Regions from separate parts of the Homo sapiens genome. Here region 2 is linked to region 1. Evidence: read pairs that join two places in POLR2A ChIA-PET (ENCODE). Cell type or tissue: GM12878. All regions are shown on one strand. Links, peaks and the distances in the headings refer to the core of each region. The heading gives the core; the rest is flanking DNA. Region 1 holds the start of LOC105374973 (a long non-coding RNA gene). Region 2 has its middle 17 kb from the start of CASC15.

Region 1 (12,407 bases), core at 1,899-9,898:
CAGATACCAGTGGCTCACCTTTCGGCCTATGAAACAATGATTTCTTTTCAAATTTGAAATCTGAATAACTATGCACCACAATAGCTGCCTTTGACCCAGAATTTTTCTCTAGTCATTATCTTCCAAAGAATTTTTCTGCAGTTCGTTATCCTCTAAGTTCTGAATCTTATCCAAAACCTGTTACAACTTAAACTTCTGGCTCCCACTCTTAAGGACTTGCTGTTTCATCAGATCTTCCTTCTCCATTTTTCCATCAGTGAAACCTAAAATAAATTCAAAATCATAAGAATGTAAGAGCAAACCTAATGTTCTGTATCATGGCATAATTTTACTTAGAGAAACCAAAATATCTGAAGGTGAGTTGTTCAAATCTTAAGTGACAACAGTTAACTTACTATGAGCAATAGAAAAAAAATTTAAATATTAGAACAAGTGCTACAAAAGAATGGACATTTTGGGACAGAAACTTTCTGTATTGGTAAATCTGCCACCCTTCTGAATAATAAATGATTTGATTTTACTTCCACAAGAATCACTATTGTGCTCCTCTTTGGCGACTTTTGGGGAATTGTTACAGTTTTGGTTAGAGTGGAAAGCACTTATACATAAATGAATTCTTTGATTAATAAAAGTATTTTATAATTTTATATGTATGCTTACCTGAGATGTTACATTACAAAACATCATTACTGGCTGGGCGCAGTGGCTCATGCCTGTAATCGCAGCACTTTGGGAGGCCAAAGCAGTCAGATCACCTGAGGTCGAGAGTTTGAGACCAGCCTGACCAACATGGAGAAACCCCATCTCTACTAAAAATACAAAATTAGCCAGGCGTGGTGGCACATGCCCGTAATTCCAGCTACTCGGGAGGCTGAGGCAGAAGAATCACTTGAACCTGGGAGGCAGAGGTTGTGGTGAGCTGAGATCGCACCATTGCACTCCAGCCTGGGCAACAAGAGTGAAACTCCGCCTCAAAAAAAAAAAAAAAAAATCATTACTTCATAATAAAGTTTCAAAATAAGCAGAAGTATGTATTTGCCTCACTTTGACAGGTCTCATTAGTTCAGGGACTCCTTTTTATATTAACTTTCAGATATGATTCCTTGTCAGGATAGAATGTTTGTGTAAAAATCTAACTCCAAAACTCAAGTAGAAATACTATTTTTACAAACTATACTCCACATCAAGATATATGTATTGTGTCCCAATGCATGGTAGAGTTCCTTATTACTTTTGACTATGTTTATACATGTGAAATCCACCCCACCATTGCCTCTTTCTTCATTCTGACCATCCTAACCCTAACCATCGGTGTGTTCTGCTGTGTGATTGATTTGGCTTCCATAATTGATTGTTATTGATTGGCCAGAATGAATGGCTCAAGCTCACATTGTGTTCCAACTCATCAACAGAGTATAGTTAACATCTACTTTGGAGCACAATTTGACTTAATTATTAAATATTGCATTTTAGCAATTGGCCGGAAAGGGGTTTATTTCTACAAGCTCAAATCTACTGCTAATTTTAAAGAAAAACTTCAGACTATAGAAACTTCAGATCCATGTCTAAACACAGCAAATAAGCCAGTCATGGTGCCTCATGCCTATAATTCCAGCACTTTAGGAGGCTGAGGCAGGTGGACCACTTGAGCTTGGGAGTTCGAGACCACCCTGGGCAACATAGTGAAACCTCATCTCTACCAAAAATACAAAAAATTAGCCAGGTGTGGTGGCATGTATCTGTAGTCCCAGCTAGTCAAGAGCCTGAGGTAGGAGGATCACTTGAGCCCGGGGGGTCCAGGCTGCAGTGAGCCGAGAGATCACGCCACTGCACTCCAGCCTGGGTGAGAGAATGAGATCTTGTCTCAAAAACAAAAGCAGAAGTAATAACAACAACAACAACAACAAAAAGGAATAAATGCACCTGATCAAAAAAAGGAGAAAAAAAGAAAAAGTTATTAATTTAAAATGCATTTATTTACCCTACTTTGTTATAGTTTGCTCTATGTTAATGTATATATATTTTAAGTCATTCTTTAGCATTCACCATCTTTACGAACATACTTTTGAAAATGGGTAACAAACTCTCTTAAAACTGCTAATGGAAGATGCCAAAGAAGAAGAGGACTCCTTGCCTCCAAACGTGGGAGAAGGCCTTAGAGTCTCCTTCGGTAACTGAGAAGCAGAATACTCCCATTGTATGAGGTTGCTTGGCAGTTGCAGCTGTCACTCAGACTTCTTATCCACACCAAGCACTTCCAAATACAGGAAAGAAATTAGACTTTGTTTCTCTACCCTATTTGGATAATAATTAAATGTTTCAACTAGAAACCTCTTCACTCTGGCATCTGAAGCATCATCTTAGTGTCAACTTCTCTTGAAAAGGGCACACACACATACACATGCATGTACTCATACTTGCTATTTTCTTTGCCAAAATGTTTACTATGTTATGGGAAAAAACTTTTTCTCTTTTCTTGAAATAAAATTAATTTCTTTTGTTTGTGCTTTCCTTCAAAATGTCAATTTGAACATTTTTCACTACTCTTCTGAAACAATTATTCTCTTTAAATCACAATTTTTACTAAAAAGCCTCTTTGCTTGAGAGATTTGGACACTAAAAGGGAAAATAATTACTTCAAAAGCTACGTGTAAATAGAAGACGATTTGTAAGCATCCCACGTGAAATTAAAAGCCCCCATGCCTATCAGACCTTGGGAAAACTAAAGGACCTTCACACCCCATAATAGAACTTAGAAACAGTAAGTGCCTCTTACTACTTTTGAGCCTGCATTTCAGCCACAATAAAGTCAACTAGTCAAACGAGTATTAACAACACATTTAAAAGCATTGCAAAAATTATAAATATCTACTATTTCGTTGGCTATTCCAACCTAGACACTATTTTCAAAATTGTGAAAGAGTAGTGTTGCCATTACTAATTTGATCAATATACCCACCTCTGCAGATTATTAAAAATAAAAAAAAAATGAGTCCAGGTAGACTGGTTAATAGGAAAGTATTAAACTGTTAATTACAGGACAATACATAAGAAACATTGTGTTTTTATTAAGCCAAACATAGATGCTTATAGTTACATATACATCTAACACTTTCTGTCTGTCTCAATTTATCTGATGCTCAAATCACCTTGTGTGCACTGTACACCATATTGTAGCTTCTCAAGTGTTGGAGTACTTGAGACTGTCATGTGCTTTCATTTAAATTTTTTAAAATTCATGGACATTTAATATATATAAAATATACCAATGCTAGGCAGGAGTCACCTGGTATTTGAAAATCATAATCAACCAGGCACAGTGGCTCACATCTGTAATCCCAGCACTTTGGGAGGTCAAGGTGGGCAGCACTTTGGGAGGTCGAGGTGGGCAGGTCACCTGAAATAAGGAGTTCGATACCGTCTGGCCAACATGATGATACCCCGTCTCTACCAAAAATACACAAATTAGCCAGGCGTGGTGGCATGTGCCTGTAATCCCAGCTACTCAGGAGGCTGAGGCAGGAGAATCACTTGAATCCAGGAGGCGGAGGTTGGCAGTGAGCCAAGATCACGCCACTGCACTCCAGCCTGGGCAACAAGAGCAAAACTTTGTCTCAAAAAAAAAAAAAAAAAGCGAAAATCATAATCAATACGTTGAAATGCTGAAGCTCAAATTCAGAGAATAGTAGATGAAAACAAGCTAAAACATATAGCATAACAAAAGATTAACTTGGCAGTGGATTTACCCTATACCAGTGGTTCTCAAAGCACGGCCAGAGAACCACAGGGTTTCCTAAGACTCTTTAAAGGTTTCAAAAGATCCAAACTATTTTTATAATAAACCAAGATGCTAATTTCTCTGTTTCACTCTCATTCTCTCACAAGTGTACAACAGAGTTTTCCAGAGTTTAATGTGTAAGATTATAACAGAATGTTTAGAGAAACAAACCTAAGAATCTAGCTTTCTATTAAGCCACACAATAAAGAAATTCATACAAATTTAAAACAATGCTGTATTAGTACCTTTTGTGTTGCTTATAGCAGAATACCTAAAAACTTATTTTAAAGGAAGTTTATTTAGCTCATGGTTCCACAGACTGAGAAATTCGAGGGCATGGCCCTGGCTTCTGGACAGGACTTTCATGCCACATCACAACATGGTGGAGAAGGGCAATGGGAAAGTAGACATGTGTGAAGAGGAGAAAACCGAAGGGCATCCTGGCTTTATAACAACCCACTACCACAGGAACTAATTCATTTACATGAGAACTAAATCAATCTTTCAAGATTGAGAACTCAGCCAGGCGTGGTGGTGTATGCCTGTAATCCGAGCTACTCAGAGGGGGATGAACTGGAAGGATCCTTTGAGCCCAGGAGTTCAAGGTTGCAGTGAGCTATGATTGTACCCCCATGCTCCAGCATGGATGAGAGAGTGAGACCCTGTGTTTAAAAAAAAAAAATGGAGTGAGAACGCACTACTACCAGAACAGCACAGAACCATTAACGGGGAATCCACCTTCATAACCCAAATACCTCCCACTAGGCCCACTTCCCAACACTGGCACATTGAGGATCAAATTTCAACATGAGTTTTGGTGGGGACAAACAAATTTTATCCAAACCATAGCAAATGTCGCTCATTTTTTTGTTGTTTTGAAAAAGTTATTTCTTATTAAAATATGCCATTTGTGTCAAGATGCAATGGGATTATTACTGTCACTTTAGAGTGAATTAGTAATTAAATACTTTAAAAATTTTCTATTTTAATTTCTAATATAAATATTGAGAGCTATGACCCACATTAACAAAAGCTTTCTTTTTTGGCGGGGGGTGGGGGGTTATTCTCAAAAATTTCCTAGCATGTAAAGAAATCCTGAGACCAAAACATTTGAGAGTGTTATTTTATAGCATTGGAATCTCAATTTATTTCTAAAGCCTCAGTTACTAGTGCTACCAGAATAAACATTAGAGTGGCACTTCTTATAAAATTCTCCCAAATTACAATTTGGAAAGATTAGATCCATATTTCTTGTATTGATTATCAACAAAATACAGTGAACAGAGTAATTTTAAATATAGGATTTAATATGATTAATTCCACCTGGTCCATTCCTGGACAGCCACTCTTCCTGAGGACCTAGCTTTGCCATTCAATGCCATTCTGCTAGGAGGCATATTGCTTGGTGTATATTACGTGCCCAAAAAGTGTTTACTGACCATTTGTTTTAAACCTGCTTCCTCATTAAAGTCTATTTGACTAAATTACTAAGTTTATTCCTTGTTTTGACTTCATAATTATCATGATGGTCAGCAAATCAAGGTTAACAGGCATTGGTGTAGTGGTCAACCTAGTACCCCCCAGAACTATCCTGGTTAAGCTTAAATCCTTACTCTAACACTTGCTCTTGTGTGAATGTGAACAAGTGCTTAAACTTCTCTGCACCTAAATTACCTCATCTGAAAATTATGAATACAAATAATACCTTCTAACGACTTTGTTATGCAGATTAAATAAACTAACACTTGTAAAAAAAACTGAAAACTGAGCTTAATAAATAATAAATGCTATATAAGGATCACTAAGTAAAATATCACCTAACTTCAACTGCTGCTCAGAACAAGTGCATGGATAAATGTGATTTGGTTATCAGAGAAGCTTCCCAGAGTTTTGATATTTAAATAGATTCAGATGCCTGAACTCTTAATTCCCACTGCTAAAAGTTAAGAGTAGCAGGTTAAACATGAGCAGCAACCATAAACACACTGAAATACTGAAAGGAGAAAGGCCATAAAGCCTCACAATGTGGACACAAAATCTTATTAGATGCACCATAGAGAAACCCAAACATATTCAACTAACAAAAATGAAATTAAACAATCAATTTCAGCAAGAAAATAGAAAGTTGGGCCAAGTCTTATACCTGAGTTTATTTTTAATTGATATGAATGACAGCATAGTTTTTAAATTATCACCTTAGTAGTGTCTTTACAATTCTAGCTACTCTTTAGAAAGTGTCCAAAAATAATGAACACATAGAATCATGTAATGCAGCCTAGCTAAAAGCAAAGAAAGAATTAGACACTTTCTAGAACACTCACCCCTTGGCTTCTGCAATTTCATGTGGGTTGATTTTCCAACTTATATTTTCCAACAAGATGAAATCCCTCTTCTACTTGCCAGACTCTAAGTCCCAAAGACGCAGACATATGCAGAATGGATGGACCGTCCTCACCAACATTGGAGTGTGCTCAATTTCCTGCAGTTTCATTGTCATCGTGCCAAATATCCCAGCCTCTGAGCTTGTTTATGATGAATGACAATGAATAACTTCCAATTTTCTTTATAGCTTTGTTTTGTTCTTTTCCTTTAAGCTTATCTGAATTCAAATAACTAAATAGGATGAAACATGTTACCAGAAAAGTTTTGTTTAATGAGCTCTGATACCACATCTCTTCATCTATTCACATTTCACTCAAATGGAATAAGATCCAGAAAATATAAGTTAAAAGACATAATTGAAAAAAAAACAGAAATGGGAATTTCTCTTGAAATGGATTACGGACTAAAACTTGCTAGAACTTTGTCACAGAAACATATTCTAGCAATGGGATGGAAAATCCTCTGGTCTGTTCCATCTCAAATGGTCACACTAGAAGGAAAGGTGCATCTATTCCACAGAGCTCACTGTTGAAGAAGCTAATTTAACTTCACGATAATATTCATCTGATGTTATCAGTAGGAAGCAACATATTGGTCTTTAGATAAATAAAATACAATAATAAATAAAGAGCTAAACATTGTTCTTCAGATGTAGTTCTTTAAAGCAATGAATTTTAAAAATCTGAAATGGAAATACAAATATTGAAGTACCTGCAAACTTAGAAAAAAAATCAAGCTTTGAGATTTGCAAACAAAATGCTTGAAATGAATTATGAAGTCCCAACATGTAGCTTTTCCCTGTGGATGTTTAGGCAGGAAAATTCCAAGTAAGGAAAGTCCATTTCTGTGATAACCATCAAATGTCTTTCGGCTTATCTTATTTATGACCAGAGGCCTTGCCATTCAACACTGAGTGTCATTCTATTTAGGGTTCCACAGTGGTGAGCTGCCATGCTTGGGGAGACGCAGCCCATAATAGCTGCTGGAGCAATAAAGGGACATCTTATGGAGAAGTTTCTCATCCCTTAGCTCTGGTACTGTTGCCCGCACAGCATCTGTCTCCTCCTTAGTCTTGTTACCACACTGAAATTGCTTTGCTTTGTTTCCATGCCAAACTGGAAAAGCTCTCAATCATTTCTCCTGCCATGTCTATAGGAAAATAGAAGCAGGCCAATCATGCCATTATGACATTGCATGACAGGCAAGGTCCATTTTACAAAGCAGTACCATAAAATGAAAAGCTTTGAACCCCCTTCCGCCTCTTACTCTTATCCTTAAAGCCAAACTAAAGTAAACCTGCAGCATTTCTGCATTTTACTCACTTTTATCAATATTATGGAAAACAGGCTTCAACACCAAATATGACCAAAGATGAAAGAAAGCTATCATTTATTGAGGGGAAAAGAAAAACTGTTTAAGTTAACAGTGATGGGCAAATTAAAGAGAATTTATTTAGCTATAGAATAATTAACCAAAATGTCTTATTAAATATCTGAAATAAAAATACTGAGGGCCGGCCGAGCACAGTGGCCCACGCCTGTAATCCCGGCACTTTGGGAGGCTGAGGCGGGCCGGATCACCTGAGGTCAGGTATCGATACCAGCCGGGCCAACATGGTGAAAGCCCGTCTCTACTAAAAATACAAAAATTAGTCGGGTGTGGTGGCGGGCGCCTATAATCCCAGCTACTCTACTCGGGAGGCTGAGGCAGAAGAATCGCTCGAACCCGGGAGGCAGAAGTTGCAGTGAGCCGAGGTCGTGCCACCACACTCCAGCATGGGCAAAAAGAGTGAGACTCCGTCTCAAAAACAAACAAACAAACAAAAAACAAACAAACAAATAAACAAAAACACTGAGGGCATGGATATGAACTAACCAAGAAAATTATAAAAAGAGTAGAAATGTTCTCATATTTCAGTTTAGCAGCAGGTTCGCATTCCCTTGTTAAAGAAGCATTTGCACTTCTGGGCTTGTGAATTAAGTGTGGAGAGGCCAGGATCTGCAGCTGAACATTTCTGGATTGGGCAGCTATATAGGAAAAAAAAGATTTCCTTCAAGCTCAACAATTTCTGTCCTCTGAATAGGGCAAATGTGTCTGAGCACATTCAAAATGTCCCTTTGCCTTAAAATGTGAGAAAATCACATTGTAATAGCAGAGAGAGGAATCTGGAGCATATTCACACATGGAATAATATCATTTGCTGACGTCAAGGTCGTGTCTAAGAGCCTACTACTTAGAATACTTGGAAGAGAACAAGTAGAAAGGTAAAGATTATCCAATGGAAAGGATGTTCCTCAAACTCTTTATGTATTCATTTCTCTTCTTGGGGAAGGAAAAATCAGTAATTTATTACGAATGCAGCATTCTCAGAGGTTTCTCCAGTTTTCTGAAGAAACAGAAATTTTCCAAAGCACTGCAGTTTATTTAAATTCTATTAAATGTCTGGTAAAATCATGAATAATATAAATATAAATAATATGCATGTGCAATAATATCTATATAATGTATCAAGAAAAAAGATTTGTGAGTATTTTCAAAGAAGTCAGGATGGTAACTTAAATTTCGAATATTGTATGTGGGAAGATATAACCAGGTGGACATACACTTTAATTAGCTAATAATATCTGTGAAAAAATTACTAGTTGATAAAATGGAGATTTGTTTTTATTGAACGTATAATAGTCAATTTAATATATAAACAGTGTAAATTGTGTAATAATACAAAAGCCTCTATTTTATACTTTCTCAATTTTTCACAACTGTACTAACACATGATAAGAAAAAATTACGCTTTTCACTTTACCAGTAAAGAAACTGAATATCCAAGAAAATAAAGTAACTTATTTAGAGTAACAGAAGTCGTAAATCACCAAATCAAGAGGAACATTTGGGACTTTAGCTTCCATTTAGAAGCTCTGCTAAATTATACCTTTTGATGTTGCTTCCCTATGTTAAATTTAAAAGATGTTTTGATCACTTAAGACAATAGTTTGTATGTATATATCTAAGTATTTATATATTCATACATAAAATTTACATATATTTATATACATAAGTGTATATACGATAGTTTGTAAGTATATAAGTATTTTTATATATAACTGTAGATTTATAGGTAATGTATTTTTTACATAGTACTATCGATTTATATACAATTTATATTATATATATATATATAAATCCTAATGGAATAAGTCACGTGTTGTTTTCTATTGGTCATATGTTAGCACAAGAATAAAACTCTACAAGGGAAAAATAGGAACACAAACTGAACCTTCAAATATAAGGAAACTTTATTACGCAGATTTTTTTGGCGCTCCTGAGATGTCTGCAGTGTTAATACCCTCCAGGTCAGGTATATTTAATGGCCGTTGGGATCAAGTGCCCTTAGTCTTGCCTGAGGCCCTCAGTTCTTCACCCAGACATTAACTGACAGAGACTGAGCAGCTCAGAAAACACTTTTACATGATAGAAGTGCTCAGTCAATAGAAGCTTCTCTACTAATGGATATACAGCACATTAGTGAGATATCCACCTACAGTTTTAATGACCTGAATCCAATCTTCTCACACTGTAAACCTATTTGAACTCTGAAAATAAACATGGGGTCAGATTTTGTTGCATGTATCAACACCAAACTTTGATTTAACAAAATCGTATTGAATAGCTACTTAGTTCTCTATATAAGGCTATATGAGGACACATAGAATGAGAATGTTTATATTTTGTTGTTCTGTAGAATGTATATCTTACCTTCTGTTATTTTCTCCAGAAACGTTTCTATCTTGGATAAAAAAGAAGGGACATAAAGTGTAAATAATATTTCTAAAGTAGCTTTTAACTCTATTTGTTTATATCAATTTCATCATCCCAACTTAGTGTATAACAATCTTAATATCATACTGTAAATTCTCCCCGGGGCCTGAAAGCTTAAGGAGATGAATAACTCCTCCCTTCTCAGGCCCAGTCCCAAGGCGCAACTTGTGCCAGCAGCCCGCGCCAGCAGCCTGCACCAGCAAAATAGCAGTAGCAAGAAGAGAGCCAGCAGAAGACACCTACCCTGGCCGGAAGACGCGTACCCCTGAAGATTGAGGAAGAGGCCATCCGGGTACAACGTAGCAGTTACGTCAGACTAAGACACTTCCTGTTTATAGGAGACTATAAAACCTTTGCCCTGTCCTCACTAGGGGCTGACACCATTTTAGTCCTCAGACCGCCTGCACCCAGGCGCTCATTAAAACAGCATGTTGCTTCCACCGCCTCATGTTGTCTGTTGGCGCGCTCTCGGGGTTCGAACCAGTACAAGAACCTTAGATATATGATACTGCACCTAATAAAAATAGTCTAAAATAACAACAGCCAATATAGGCACAAACCTGAAAGTGTCTGCATAGAAGTAACACATCCATGTACTTGATAAACTAAAGTGTAGATATTTTATGCGGAATAAACTTTGAAGTGAGGAATACCACTTGAATGTCAGCCTGTTCTTTGTGAGAAAACAATTATCCCTTCTCTTCAAAGAGTCAGGAAGGATTTACTAACAAAATAGTATACCAAGGACTGTGTGAACAGTGAAATTCAGAGGACGTGAGACCGTGGTCCTGGGAATAAATTGAAATGCATGCAATTTTGAGCAGATTTGAGAACGGTGTCCTCATTTCTTGTATATCCCCACATGACTGGTTGCACCAGCTGTACCATTTCTGTCACTGGTTTACTCATCTCCCTTTACACTATCTTGCTCCATGCTTTGCAGTGCCTGAGGCTGAAGCTCATGACTGATCATGTGCCTCTATTCCCTAGGAGTTTTACCAATGAATGCCATCTCTCCTGTTTTAAAGATGTGCAAGTAAAATCAACCAACGTAACACCTGAAGACAATAGATTCTCTAAAATGAATCTTTTAAAACAAGAGAAGTGATGTGAAGATGGAATGAGGAACGGATGGAGGCACTGTGCTCTGATCCTGTATTTTTATGTATAGAGCAAAGCTACACTGGTTGCTCAACCTAATTTCAAGGTAATGTTGCTTGCAGCTTGCTGAATTCAGCAAAACCAAATAAATAGAAACCTTTTCCTGACCCATAGGGAAAGAAACGGCACCACTGACTACATTCTCAGTGTTAATTATTTTCCACATATATTTATCTTTAATCCCTTGGTATCTGTTACTGCATATCCTCCAGGAAACATTGGTGTTAGTAAAATTCACAGAGATCTTATAAAAATAACAATAGCAAACCCTCATAATATTAATTCTAACATTTGTTGAGAACTTTCTCTTTTCCATGCTCTACATGCATTAGCTCATCTAGAACACTCATAATTATTGAACATATATAGAAAATATAAATACATTTATCTTCATTATATCAGTGAGAAAAGCTGAAGTTTAATGACTACAGTAGTTAAAGTAACACTAGCTGCTAGAACAGATAAGCCCCGAAATCTGAGCAGCTAAAATATACATTTATTTATTTTTCTTACACATAACTGTTCGATGAGAGTGCTGAGTGGATGGTCTGCCATGTAATGATTCAAGACTCAAGCTCTTTATTGTCATAGCTCCATTATCTTTAGCACTTGGCTTCCAAGGTCACTGTGGAAGAGGAAGAAAGAGGAAAGGAGGCACACTTACTTCTTAATCATGTGAACCAAGAAATAACACACTTTATTCCTGCTCACCTTCCATTAGTGAGAGCTGGTCACATAGCTCCCTAGAGATGCAAAGATGATTAGGAAATTGAGTCCATGACTGGGAAGCCTGTGCTTAGCAACATCTCCACACAATGGGTGATGATACAAATTTTGATGAACAGTTGGCCATTTCTGCCAGAGAGAGAATGAGCTACTTTCCTAACAGCCCCCTTTAGTAAGCAGTAAAATTGGAATTTGAACTCACCTCTGAATCCAGATTTGAGCTCCTACTCAGAATGCCACGCTTCTGAAAAGACCGCTCATGGTTCATGGGCTCCTCTACTGCCCTGCACATAAGCCTTTGTGATTGTGACTGTGTATAGTATAGTGAAACTACAATGTATATTTCATGGCATTCTACAAAGAGCCTCATTACTTTCTAAAATTCTGCCACCAAGAAGTTCTGGAGAACTTGGCCAGGTGCCATGGCTCATGCCTGTAATCCCAGCACTTTGGGAGGCCAAGGCGGGTGGATCACAAGGTCAGGAGATCGAGACCATCCTGGCTAACATGGTGAAACTCCGTCTCTACTAAAAATACAAAAAAT
Region 2 (12,407 bases), core at 3,063-11,062, 1.0 Mb after region 1:
TTTATTTATTTATGTTGAGATGTAGTCTTGCTCTGTCACCCAGGCTGGAGTACAGTGGCATGATCTCAGCCCACTGCAACCTCTGCCTCCCAGGTTCAAGTGATTCTCGTGCCTCAGCCTCCCGTGTAGATGGGATTACAAGCGTGCACCACCACGCCCTGCTAATTTTCATATTTTTAGTAGAGACGGGGTTTCGCCATGTTGGCCAGGCTGGTCTTGAACTCCGGAGTTCAAGTGATCTGCCTGCCTTGGCCTCCCAAAGTGCTGGGATTATAGGCATGAGCCACCACACCCGGCCTCTCCTAGCTTTAGAATGAAGTAATAAGACAATTAGCAAGAGTTTTTGGTGTCTCAATGTACAGTTTCCCTCCAAGAACAATCCTTGGTCCTTTTCTCTTCTTATTCTTCACTGTCTATCCAAGCCGATTGCATCCAATGGGGCACTGAGTGCTGATGACTCCGGTCTCTGTACCTCCAGCCCAGGTTATTCTTTCTTGAAACAAACACCTATAACTGCAACTACCTCCTCCATGTTCAGCACATGTCTCACAGATATCTCACACTTAACATATCTTAAACTGATCTTGTCAGCAATTTTTCTTTCTTTCTTTTTTTTTTTTTTTTTTGAGACAGAGTCTCACTCTGTCACCCAGGCCCAGGCTGGAGTGCAATGGCGCGATCTCCGCTCACTGCAACCTCTGCCTCCTGGGTTCAAGCGATTCTCGTTGCCTCAGCCTCCCAGGTAGCTGGGATTACAGCTATGCGCCACCACGCCCCGCTAATTTTTGTATTTTTAGTAGAGATGGGGGTTTCACCATGTTGTCCAGAATGGTCTCAAACCCCTGACCTCAAGTGATCCACCCGCCTCAGCCTCCCAAAGTGCTGGGATTACAGGCGTGAGCCACTTCTTCTGACCAGCATTTCTTCAAGATCAGAAACCCTCCCCCACAATCTTTATTCTTCTTAGCAGTACTACCATCTAACCTACAAGAGAACAAAAAATGTGGGAGCTGCCCTGTGCTCTCCACTCTCCCCTCCCTGCCCCGGCCATTGCCTACATCAGCAAAGAATCCTCTCTTTCATTTCATTTCCTTAGCATCTCTGACATCCTTCCCCACCTACCCTCTGACTACTACTTAGTTCAGGCCCTCATCCTCTTTTACCTAAACAATTGTAATGGTCTCTGGACTGAATGTTTGTGTACCCCCCAAGTTCACATATTGAAGCCTGTATTAGTCAGGGTTCTTCAGAGGGACAGAACTAATAGGATAGATGTATATATGAAAGCGTGGTAGGAGTTATTAAGAAATTATTTTAGGCTGATAGAGAGGAAAAGGGGTCCTTGGAAAGTTTTCGTTTTTAAAGCAGCTCCAGAAACGTTTCTTGTCTAGCTGGAAAGTCCGGGCTCTTAAAGCCAGGCCGGCAGCCTTTGATATGCAAATATAGGCCATTAGAAACTGGGTCCACCCAAACATGGAGATTCTGGCAGCCTTCTTGCCCTTGCCCAGACATGTGCCTGGCAACATGGCCACCCCTAGGTTTCCCCACGTGTGCAGAATATCATGGCTCCCTGCATTTGCATATTAAAAGAATAGGGTGGGAGGGCCTTTTTTCACTGGCTACGTGAATGACATACCTGGTCAAACTAATCCCCTGAGCCCCATGCAAATCAAACACCGCCTCCTCCAGCCTCTTCATATACCCAGCTGGTATCTGTGGCACATAGGGTCTCCTCTCTCAGCTTTGGAGCCCCCCTCCCTCTGTCTCTGTATGGTGGAGCTTCTTCCATCTTCTCCTTTCCTTCTTGCCTATTAAAATCTCTGCTCCTTAAAACCACTCCACGTGTGTCCGTGTCGTTTTATCTAATCCGACTCAAGACGAAGAACCCTGGTGTTCCTCCACTCATTGGAGCCGAATGAAAAGCGTGTTTATTAAGGAGAATTGACTCACATGATCACAAAGTGAAGGAGTCCCACGATAGGCCATCTGCAAGCTGAGGGGCAAGGAAGCCAGGAGTGGCTCCATCCAAGTCCCAAAGCCTCAAAAGTAGGGAAGCCGACAGTGCAGCTTTCAGTCTGTGGCTGAAGACCAGAGAGCTCCTGGCAAACCACTGATGTAGGTCCAAGAGTCCAAGGCCAAAGAACCTGGAGTCTGACATTCTAGGACAGGAGGCATCCAGCGTGGAAGAAAGATGAAAGCTGGAAGACTCAGCAAGCCAGCTTATTCCACCTTTTCCTGTCTGCTTTTTTAGTTGTGCTGGCTGCCAATTGGATGGTGCCCACCCACACTGAGGGTGGGTCTTCCACTCCCAGTCCACTGACTCAAATGTTAATCTCCCCTGGTAACACCCCCACAAACACACCCAGGAACAATACTTGGCATCTTTAGATCCAGTCAAGTTGACACTTAATATTAACCATAAAAAACCCTAACCCCCAGTGTGACTATATTTGGAGACAGGAACTCTAAGAAAGTAATTAAGGTTGAATGGGGTCATAAGGGTGGGGCCCTGATCCCCTAGGATTAGTGTCCTTATAAGAAGGGACAGGCCAGGTGTGGTGGCTCACGCCTGTAATCCCAGCACTTTGGGAGGCAGAGGCGGGTGGATCACGAGGTCAGGAGTTCGAGACCATCCTGGCTAACACGGTGAAACCCCCGTCTCTACTAAAAATACAAAAACTTAGCCGGGCGTAGTGGTGGGCGCCTGTAGTCCCAGCTACTCGGGAGGCTGAGGCAGGAAAATGGCATGAACCCAGGAGGCGGAGGTTGCAGTGAGCCGAGATCGTGCCATTGCACTCCAGCCTGGGCGACAGAGCGAGATTCCGTCTGAAAAAAAAAAAAAAAAAAGAAGGGACACCAGAAATATCTCTCTCTCTCTCATGTCCTCTGTCTTTCTCCATGTGCATGCACAGACGAGAGGCCATGGGAGGACACCGTGAGGAGGTGACCATCTGCAAGCCAGAAAGAGAGCCCTCACCACAAACTGACCTTGCCAGACCTTGATCTGGGACTTCGAACATCCACAGCTGTGAGAAAATTAATGTTCTGTTGTTTAAGCCCCCTAGTCTGTATCTGCAATATTTTGCTATCACAGCCTAAGCAGACTAATGCAGGCTCCAAATTGGTTTCCTTCTCCATAATTACCCTAGCGCCATGTCCAAACCATCTGAAGCACTATTCCAGAGTGACCTTTATAAAAATGCCATTTTGATCACATTATTCCTATATGTAAGAAAAAAAAAATCAATCAATGGCTGTCTCCACTGCCAGAGTCCAAACAGTTTCCTCTCTAATGGCCTTATCTACCCTCACTACATCATTGCCTACCATCTCCCCTCCCCACACATCAACGTCTCCATCCAAACAAAATCACTTGTAGCTCCCTGAATACACCTCTCCTGTGTTGTTCTGTCTGTTACCCCTCCACTCCCCAAGGCCCAGGCCTAGTGAAGGTCTATTTTTTAACTTGGGCTTGCCTTCTCATTGGAGCCTTTCCTGATCTTCAACTTCCAAGGAACTGAACTCTCCCCACACTCCATGCCACTATTGTACCAAATTTGTCTTCATTACAACACTTACACACCGATATGGTTTGGATCTGTGTCCCCACCAAATCTCATGTGGGGTTGTAATTCCCAGGGTTGGAGGTGGGGCCTGGTGGGGGGTGATTGGATCACTGGGGTGGAGTTCTCATGAATTGGTTACACCATCCCCTTCCTGCCGTTCTTATAATAGTGAGTGTAAGTTATCATGAGATCTGGTAGTTTAAAAGTATGCAGCACCAGGCTGGGCCTATAATCCCAGCACTTTGGGAGGCCAAGGCGGGCGGATCACCTGAGGTCAGGAATTTGAGACCAGCCTGATCAACATGAAGAAACCCCGTCTCTACTAAAAGTACAAAATTAACCGGGCATGGTGGTGCATGCCTGTAATCCCAGCTACTCGGGAGGCTGAGGCAAGAGAATCCCTTGAATTAGGGAGGCAGAGGTTGCAGTGAGCTGAGATCGCACCATTGCCCTCCAGCCTGGGCAACAAGAGCAAACTCCATCTCAAAAAAAAAAAAAAAAAGTACGTAGCCCTCACTCCACCACCCCTCACCACCCCTGCCCCCGTCTCCCTCCTGCTCTGGCCATGTAAGATGTGCTTGCTTCCTCTTCACCCTCTGCCATGATTGTAACTGTCCTGAGACCTCCCCAAAGGCCAAGCAGATGCCAGCATCATGCTTCCTGTACAGCCTGAGGAACCGTGAGCCAATTAAACCTTTTTTCTTCATAATTACGCAGTCTCAGGTACTTATTTATAGCAACGCAAGAGCGAACTAATACACACAGTCTGGCGTTTTCTATATATGTCTTCCATACTAGGGTGTGTGCCTTATTTATCGTTGTATTTCTGCTACCTAGCATAGTGCCTGGCACACAACAGGCCTTCAATGCAATGTTTGTTTAATTTGAAGAATGACATGAAAAGACTGGGGAACAATACCAAGACAGTGTTTCCCCTTCTACCAGGTCAAAAATATGTGGCCTTCTTTTCATCCTTGTTGATGTTGATCTTGATAGCATTATCTCATCACTCTAATCTGCTGAGAATCTGTTTGTTTGTTCTGGCACTTAGATCTAATATGATAAATCTGCCAATCACAAATTCCATATCTTTAGCCAAGTCATTGATTTCATAAAGGGATTAATAAGTTCTGGTGAGAGCCCTGAGGAAGGACGTTAAAAATTTCCCTCTACTTTGATATCAATCCATTATCTAATTACCTTCATAGTTCACCTGCTTACTTATCCAACAAATTCTATTGCCATCCAACCCATTATACTCTTTTTCCCTAAACTGTATCTGCCTCAGGGAAACGTGCTCGGAAGAACATCGGACCCATCGGGTTATGCTTTCAAGGTAAGACCATGGTAAGGTAACTGCTCTTCTCCCACCCCCTGCTGTGTCTCCATACACCGTTATTTATATAGTCTGCATACACGGAATTTGATAAACTTTACTATAAAAACTTAGCATTTTAGCTATGTTTTGAAATTGAGTTTGAGCTCAAATTATATTATATTCCCATTATTTTCGCTACACATGAAATTAGAACTTCAGAACACAGATCCTCACTGACCCCTTGTAGAATGTGCCTTGGTATTACACCATTGGCCTTTACTAAACGATATCAAAGAACCAGAGACATGAAAGCTCTTTTTGTGTCTATTGTAGCGATGTTGCCAAGGACATTTTTCACTCTCTCGTACCATGTCCTCTTTATGAGAATCCATAGGATAAATATTTCACAGGTTTTAGGATCAAAAAGTGTTTCACCTATAGTTTGGCTTTAATCTTATGGATAAATCTTGCAATTAATCAGGTTCCCTCTTTGCTTTACTCCTCAGAAGCATAAAGTCAGATTTGCTGCTCTTCTCTGGCATCTATTCAAGGTGAGAAGGTAAACATTGTGTATGCTAATCTCATCTCTTCTTTCATTAATTTAGTTTTCCTACCCTTAGTTCCTATAGAACAGTTATCTCAAAAATTCAGTTTTATCTTTTACATTTATGTAAAATGTAGCACATGAATCAGGGCACAAATAATTTTCAGTCTCTTTTTACAAATAGGGAAATTGAATGCCCTGATAAGCTGATAAGCTTAGGGAAAGGTGTTTTATGACTGATTAACCCAGTGATGCCTAGCTTTTCAAATTGACCTTTTGTATTTGCTAGCTGGAATGACAAGCATGGCCTGGTTTAGAATTATTTCAATTTAACATTTGTGTTCAATTCTTTTTATGTTCACGCTATGGCTACCTAATGCCAAAACATTTGGACAGCAAGTCAAAATTTCAGTTATCTTGGTGGTGGTCATACCTTATTATTCCTTCTTACATTCATGTGATTGATCGTTTTTTTCCTCTTTACACAAAAGTTTTAGTGTCAAGACCAGTCATGAAAGTTCAAACATTATATGGTGTAAAGAGTGTAGGCCGGCGCGGTGGCTCACGCCTGTAATCCCAGCACTTTGGGAGGCTGAGGCGGGTAGATCACTTGAGGTCAGGAGTTTGAGGCCAGCCTGGTCAACATGGTGAAACCCTGTCTCTACTAAAAATACAAAAGTTAGGCCGGGCGCAGTGGCTCACGCCTGTAGTCCCAGCACTTGGGGAGACCGAGGCGGGCGGATTACGAGGTCAGGAGATCGAGACCATCCCGGCTAACACGGTGAAACCCCGTCTCTACTAAAACATTTTTAAAAAAATTAGCCGGGCGTGGTGGCGGGCGCCTGTACTCCCAGCTACTCAGGAGGCTGAGGCAGGAGAATGGCGTGAACCCGGGAGGCGGAGCTTGCAGTGAGCCGAGATGGCGCCACCACACTCCAGCCTGGGCGACAGAGCGAGACTCCGTCTCAAAAAAAACAAAAAACAAAAGTTAGCCAAGCACTCACAGGTGGTGAGTGCCTATAATCCCAGCTACTTGGGAGGCTGAGGCAGAAGAATTGCTTGAACCCGGGAGGCGGAGATTGCAGCGAGAGAAGATCGTGCCATTGTGCTCCAGCCTGGGTGACAAGAGTGAGACTCGGTCTCAAAAAACAAACAAACAAAAAAAGAATGTTAACTCAGGACCCAGAAGTCACAAGTTCCAGTCCTGCTTGTACTAAGACTTGTGTTGAGGCACCAACCTCTCTGCGTTTACATTTCCTCAAATCCATGAAACAATGGTAATGCCTCCCGGGCTCTGTAGCTCAACAGGGAAAATAGATGTAAAAGCACCTTGAGAAATAAGTGCTAGATGATTATCAGAGAAAGGCTTTGAGTCAGAAAACACATTATTATCATCTCTACATAATAATACTTTATATACAAAGCTTCTGACTTCTCTAAGTGGAGCGGGTCACAGGAAGCATAAATACACATTCACATGTAGGTTGACAAGTCAAAAAAAAAAAAAAAAAAAAAGCACAGTGCCTTACCATTTTAGCCACAGAAATAAGGAAGTGAGGTAGTTTCCTAGAGAACCCCTACATTCAATCAGCCAGGTTCCACTATTTCTTTGCTGTATCTACATTGTGCTTTTTATTTTTTAATTATAAACCAGATATAATGTAAACATTGCCATTTTAACCATTTTTAAGTGTATAATGCAGTGGCATTAAGTACATTCACATTGTTGTGCAACCATCACTGCTATCCATTTCCAGAACTTTTTCATCATCTCAAACTGAAACTCTATACCCATTAAACAATAACTTCCCAATCAGGCCGGGCACAGTGGCTCATGCCTGTAATCCCAGCACTTTGGGGGGCCAAGGCAGGTGGATCATCTGAGGTCAAGAGTTCGAGACCAGCCTGGCCAACGTGGTGAAACCCCATCTCCACTAAAAATACAAAAAATTAGCTACTCAGGAGGCTGAGACAGGAGAACCACTTGAACCCGGGAGGCGGAGGGTGCAGTGAGCCGAGATCACGCCACTGCACTCCAGCCTGGGCAACAAAAGCGAAACTCCATCTCAAACAAACAAACAAAAAACCTCCCTAATCAGCTTCTATCATTGAAGGCTCTATTTCCAACAAGGCTCTATTTTAAAGGTCTTTGGTCACATGCATGGCATTTTTACCCATCACAAGGTTAAACTCCCTTCTATATATGCTTCTCATTTTCCCTTCCATGAAAAGTGGCTTTTTATCCAAGTACTGGGTTATTTTTGTCCTCTGATACTCCTCAATTTTTAAAAATATTTAGTGCTTGCTTTGATGTTTTGGGCATAAGTGAGAATACAGCATGTAAATTCAAACCTTAGCTTGGCCAATTAGTATGCCCTGCTAATATACTAATCTCATGGATTTGGCCTTGCTCTTTCCATAGTGAGACTGCTTTTGTCTTAAGCCCTGTCCACTCTGAAGCCCTTGTGACCTGGGTCACATGGAGGACAAAGGGAAGCAGTATGGGCAAATCAATACAAACTCACTTGAAACACAAGTTCATTTATGAAGGTTAATACATTAAATAGAGACATAAATCAATTTCAGGCACAGTCTATGAGCTCCTTGAGAATCTGTATTATTTACTTGTGTGTAGCCTCTGCTGACAGATGAAAGGTCCCTATTAAACATTTGGTTGAAACAAATTCAGAAAAAAACCCTCATTTTGGACAAATTTTATAATACAATTTAAATGCATAGGGAAACTAGAAAATATGTTGTAAAATGAGGGAAGAAAAGTATTTATTATAGGCTTATAATGTGCCAGATAATTATGCTGTCTCAATATTAGCAATTTCATTTAATGCATACATTACCCCCAAAAAGGTAGGCATTATCTATCATGCCCACTTCTTGTAGAAGTGAAGCAACTTGCTCAAGTTCATGGAAGAGTGAGGGACAAAACTAGAATTCAAATCTAGATACACCTCACTTGAATTCTCATCTATTTTTCATTTCTGTACTGAGATCACTAAAATCATTTGAGAGAAGAATGTACTATTCAATCTTTTTCTTTTCTATGAAATGGCTAGTTGAACTTTGAGCTCTTGATTATAACTAAAAGGAATAGATGGTGGGTTAGTTAGAACTCAGAAAATTCAGAAGTGAGCAGAGATACTGCAATAACATACCACTCCTGGTTAGCCTCTATAACTCATGCTTGACATATACCCCAGCATGAGGAAAAATTAACTCAAGCTTGACATATACCCCAGTATAAGGAAAAATTAACTCATGCTTGACATATACCCCAGTATAAGGAAAAATACTACTTACTAGCATTTAGTATTGGAGACCAGGTGCAGTGGTTCATGCCTGCAATCCCAGCACTTCAGGAGACTGAGGTGGGTGGATCACTAGTTGGAGACAGGGAAACACCATCAAGATGTGGTACAAAACGCAGGCCTGAGAATTATCCCCACAGGGGTAAGGGAGTAGGGTATTTATACAGCAACTCTTGAGAATCGTTGTTAGAGAGCTGATAGAAAGGGTATTTATTTCCCAACACTTCCAGCTTGCTGTTCCAGGAAGAAAAAAAAAGTGGAATACTGGCAGCTGCACGTCAGCCAGAAAACACTGAAAGGTCCCAGGGAAATGTGTGGGCCACTGACACTATATTCAGTTAAGGAGCAGAGTAGACCACAGCTAATGACAGGAATTATAAAGTAGAAGAAATACCAAAGGAAATATCCCAGAATGAAACAGATAAGGATTAAAACATACAGAAGAGAGGCCAGGTGCGGTGGCTCACGCCTGTAATCCCAGCACTTTTGGAGGCCGAGGCAGGTGGATCACGAGGTCAGGCGATCGAGACCATCCTGGCCAACAAAGTGAAACCCCATATCTCCTAAAAATACAAAAATTAGCTGGGCGTGGTGGCAGGCACCTGTAATCCCAACTACTTGGGAGGCTGAGGCAGGAATATGGCTTGACACTGGAAGGTGGAGGTTGCAGTGAGCCAAGATGGCGCCACCGCACTCCAACCTGGGCGAAAGAGCGAAATTCCATCTAAAAAAAAATAGGAAGAGAAATGAAAAGATTTAAAGGCTAGAGTGAGAAGGACAATCATACATTGCATAATTTTTCAGAAGGAAAGCATAGGAAAATAGGGGGAGAAGCAGTTTATATGAATAAAGGGTACATTTATTATTATTATTATTTTTTTTTTTTTTTGACAGAGTCTTGGTCTGTCTCCCAGGCTGGAGGGCAGTGGTGTGATCTCAGCTCACTGCAACCTCTGCCTCCTGGATTCAGGCAATTCTCTGCCTCAGCTTCTTGAGTAGCTGGGATTACAAGCGCCCGTCATCCCGCCAGGCTAATTTTTGTATTTTTAGTAGAGACGTGGTTTCACCATCTTGGCCAGACTGGTCTCGAACTCCTGACCTCATGATCCACCTGCCTTGGCCTCCCAAAGTGCTGGGATTACAGGCATGAGCTACCACACCCAGCCCATTTATTTATTTATAGATATATTTTATATATAATTTTATGATTCCACATTTGTATAAATAAATATGAGTATATAGTTATAAATTCCTGAGAATTTAGTCTTGATGAAAGACATGAATCAACAGACATAATAATTAAGTCTTCAAGATAAATAAAAATAAGTCCAGACACAACACAGTGAAACTTAAAAAACAAAATTATTGACGCAACCAGAGGGAATAATAGAAATAACACGCATACACAAAAACGTGATAATAAGAACAGCAAACTTCTCATTAACAACAGTATAGACAAAAAAAATGATATGATAATATAATCAGTGCTCAGGGAAAATAACAGAACCCTAAACCTAGTTTAACTTTCATCTAGGAATGAGGGCAACAAAAAGACATTTCAAACTAACAAAGATGTAAACACTGCCATTCACCAATTTTTTTTTTTTTTTTTTTTTTTTGAGATGGAGTTTCAGTCTTGTTGCCCAGGCTGGATTGTAGTGGCACAATCTTGGCTCCCTGCAACTTCCACCTCCAGGGTTCAAGCGATTCTCCTGCCTCAGCCTCCCGAGTAGCTGGAATTACAGGCTTGCACCACCATACCCGGCTGATTTTTGCATTTTTAGTAGAGACGGGGTTTCACCATGTTGGTCACGCTGGTCTGACCTCAGGTGATCCTCCCTCCTTGGCCTCCCAAAGTGCTGGGATTACAGGTGTGAGCCACCAAGCCCGGCCTCCATTCACCAATTTTTAACAACAAAAAAAGATGCTTGCCTAACAAGAGTAAACAAAGCAATTGCTCTGCCTTGAGAAATGTAAATAAGCATTGACAATAAAACCAAAAGCAATAATAAAAATTACTCAGGGGGTAAAAAACAAGGGGAAACTACATAACACCAAATATTGACAGACAAGATTGAAATTAAAACTTTCTAACAGGCTTTGTATAGTTCAGGAGGAGGAGGACAGAGGTGATTTAAAGTTCAATTTCAGACTGTTAGTAAAATATGAATGTTAAATATAAGGGTAGGGCTTACACTTCCTGATACCAAAACTTACTCTAAAGCTATGGTAATCAAAACAGTGCAGTATTAATGTAAATACACATAACGAGATCAATGAAATAGAATCACAAACCCAGAAAAAGACTCACACTTATACAGTCATTTGATTTTCAACTGAGGCATCAAAACAATTGAACAGGGAAAGAAAAGTTTTTACAACAAATGATGTGGGAACAACTGGTTACTTATATGGGGAAAAAAAGGAAATTAATGAAGCAGAAAACAAAGACATTACAGAGACAACCAACCTAGAAAGACTGGGACAACACTGATACCGGAAAAAAAAGAAAAGGCACGGGTTTATATGTATCTATATGTATCGTGTTTAATCATGAGAAAATACTGCATACCTCAGAGAAATTACAGGTTTAGTTCCAGACCACCACAATAAAGCAAATACTGCAATAAAGTGAGTCCCAGTTTTTTGGTTTCCCAATGCATATAAATGTTATGTTTACTCTATAACTATTAAGTGTGCAATTGCATTATGCCTAAAACAAATGTACATACCTTAATTTTAAAATATTTTATTGCTACAAACTGCTAATGATCATCTGAGCCTTCAGCAAGTCATATTCTTTTTGCTGGTGGAAGGTCTGGCCTCCATGTGGATGGCTGCTGACTGATCAGGGTAGTGATTGCTGAAGGTCGAGGTGGCTATGGCAATTTCTTAAAATAAGACAATAGGCCAGGCGAGGTGGCTCATGCCTGTAATCCCAGCACTTTGGGAGGCCAAGACGGGTGGATCACGAGGTCAGGAGTTCAAGACCAGCCTGACCAACAGGGCGAAACCCCGTCTCTACTCAGGAGGCTGAGGCAGAGAATTGCTTGAACCCGGGAGGTGGAGGTTGTAGTGAGCCAAGATCACACCACTGCACTCCAGCCTGGACAACAGGGAGAGACTGTCTCAAAGAAAAAGAAAAGACAATAAAGTTTGCCATATTGATTGACCCGTCCTTTCACAAAGATTTCTCTCTAGCATGTGAACATTTTACTCACAGTAGAACTTCTTTCAAAATTAGAGTCAATCCTCTCAAATCCCACAGCTGTTTATCAACGCAGTTTATGTACTACTCTAAATAGCTTGTTTTGTCATTTCAACAATGTTCACGGCACCTTCACCAGGAGTAGATTCTCTTTCAAGCAACCACTTTCTTTGCTCATCTACAAGCAAGTCCTCATTCATTCACGGTTAATCATGGGATTGCAGCAATTGAGACACATCTTCAGGCTCCAGTTCTAATTCTAGTTCTCTTGCTAGTTCTATCCAATCTGTAGTAGGTTCCTCCATTGAAATCTTTTTTTTTTTTCTTTTTGAGACGGAGTCTCGCCCTGGCACCCAGGCTGGAGTACAATGGCGCAATCTCGACTCACTGCAACCTCTGCCTCCTAGGTTCAAACGATTCTCCTGCCTCAGCCTCCTGAGTAGCTGGG

Evidence for each region. ChIA-PET counts read pairs that join two places held together with the same protein. Peaks named below come from ENCODE experiments on the same cell type or tissue, not always from the same donor. Only the 100,000 strongest peaks of a DNase experiment are listed, where the experiment ranks them.
Region 2: POLR2A ChIA-PET joins it to region 1 with 5 read pairs; 2 of 35 experiments call an interaction of 5 or more read pairs at or near these places.

The regions. Positions count from the first base shown.
Region 1 is chr6:22,641,733-22,654,139 of GRCh38, reverse strand. It overlaps LINC03005 (long intergenic non-protein coding RNA 3005), which reads left to right. Exons shown (of 3, transcript NR_134614.1): 3 at 10,122-10,630. It overlaps LOC105374973 (a long non-coding RNA gene), which reads right to left and starts at 10,120. Exons shown (of 5, transcript XR_007059497.1): 1 at 9,914-10,120; 2 at 6,100-7,309; 3 at 1-263. In GM12878, for the core only: no CTCF peak of the experiment used is centred there; no DNase peak of the experiment used is centred there.
Region 2 is chr6:21,643,232-21,655,638 of GRCh38, reverse strand. No RefSeq gene overlaps it. Among named protein-coding and RNA genes, the nearest start is that of CASC15, 17 kb to the left of the region's middle. RefSeq lists an enhancer at 6,214-6,714 and a silencer at 6,854-7,054. In GM12878, for the core only: no CTCF peak of the experiment used is centred there; a DNase peak (open chromatin) is centred at 6,857.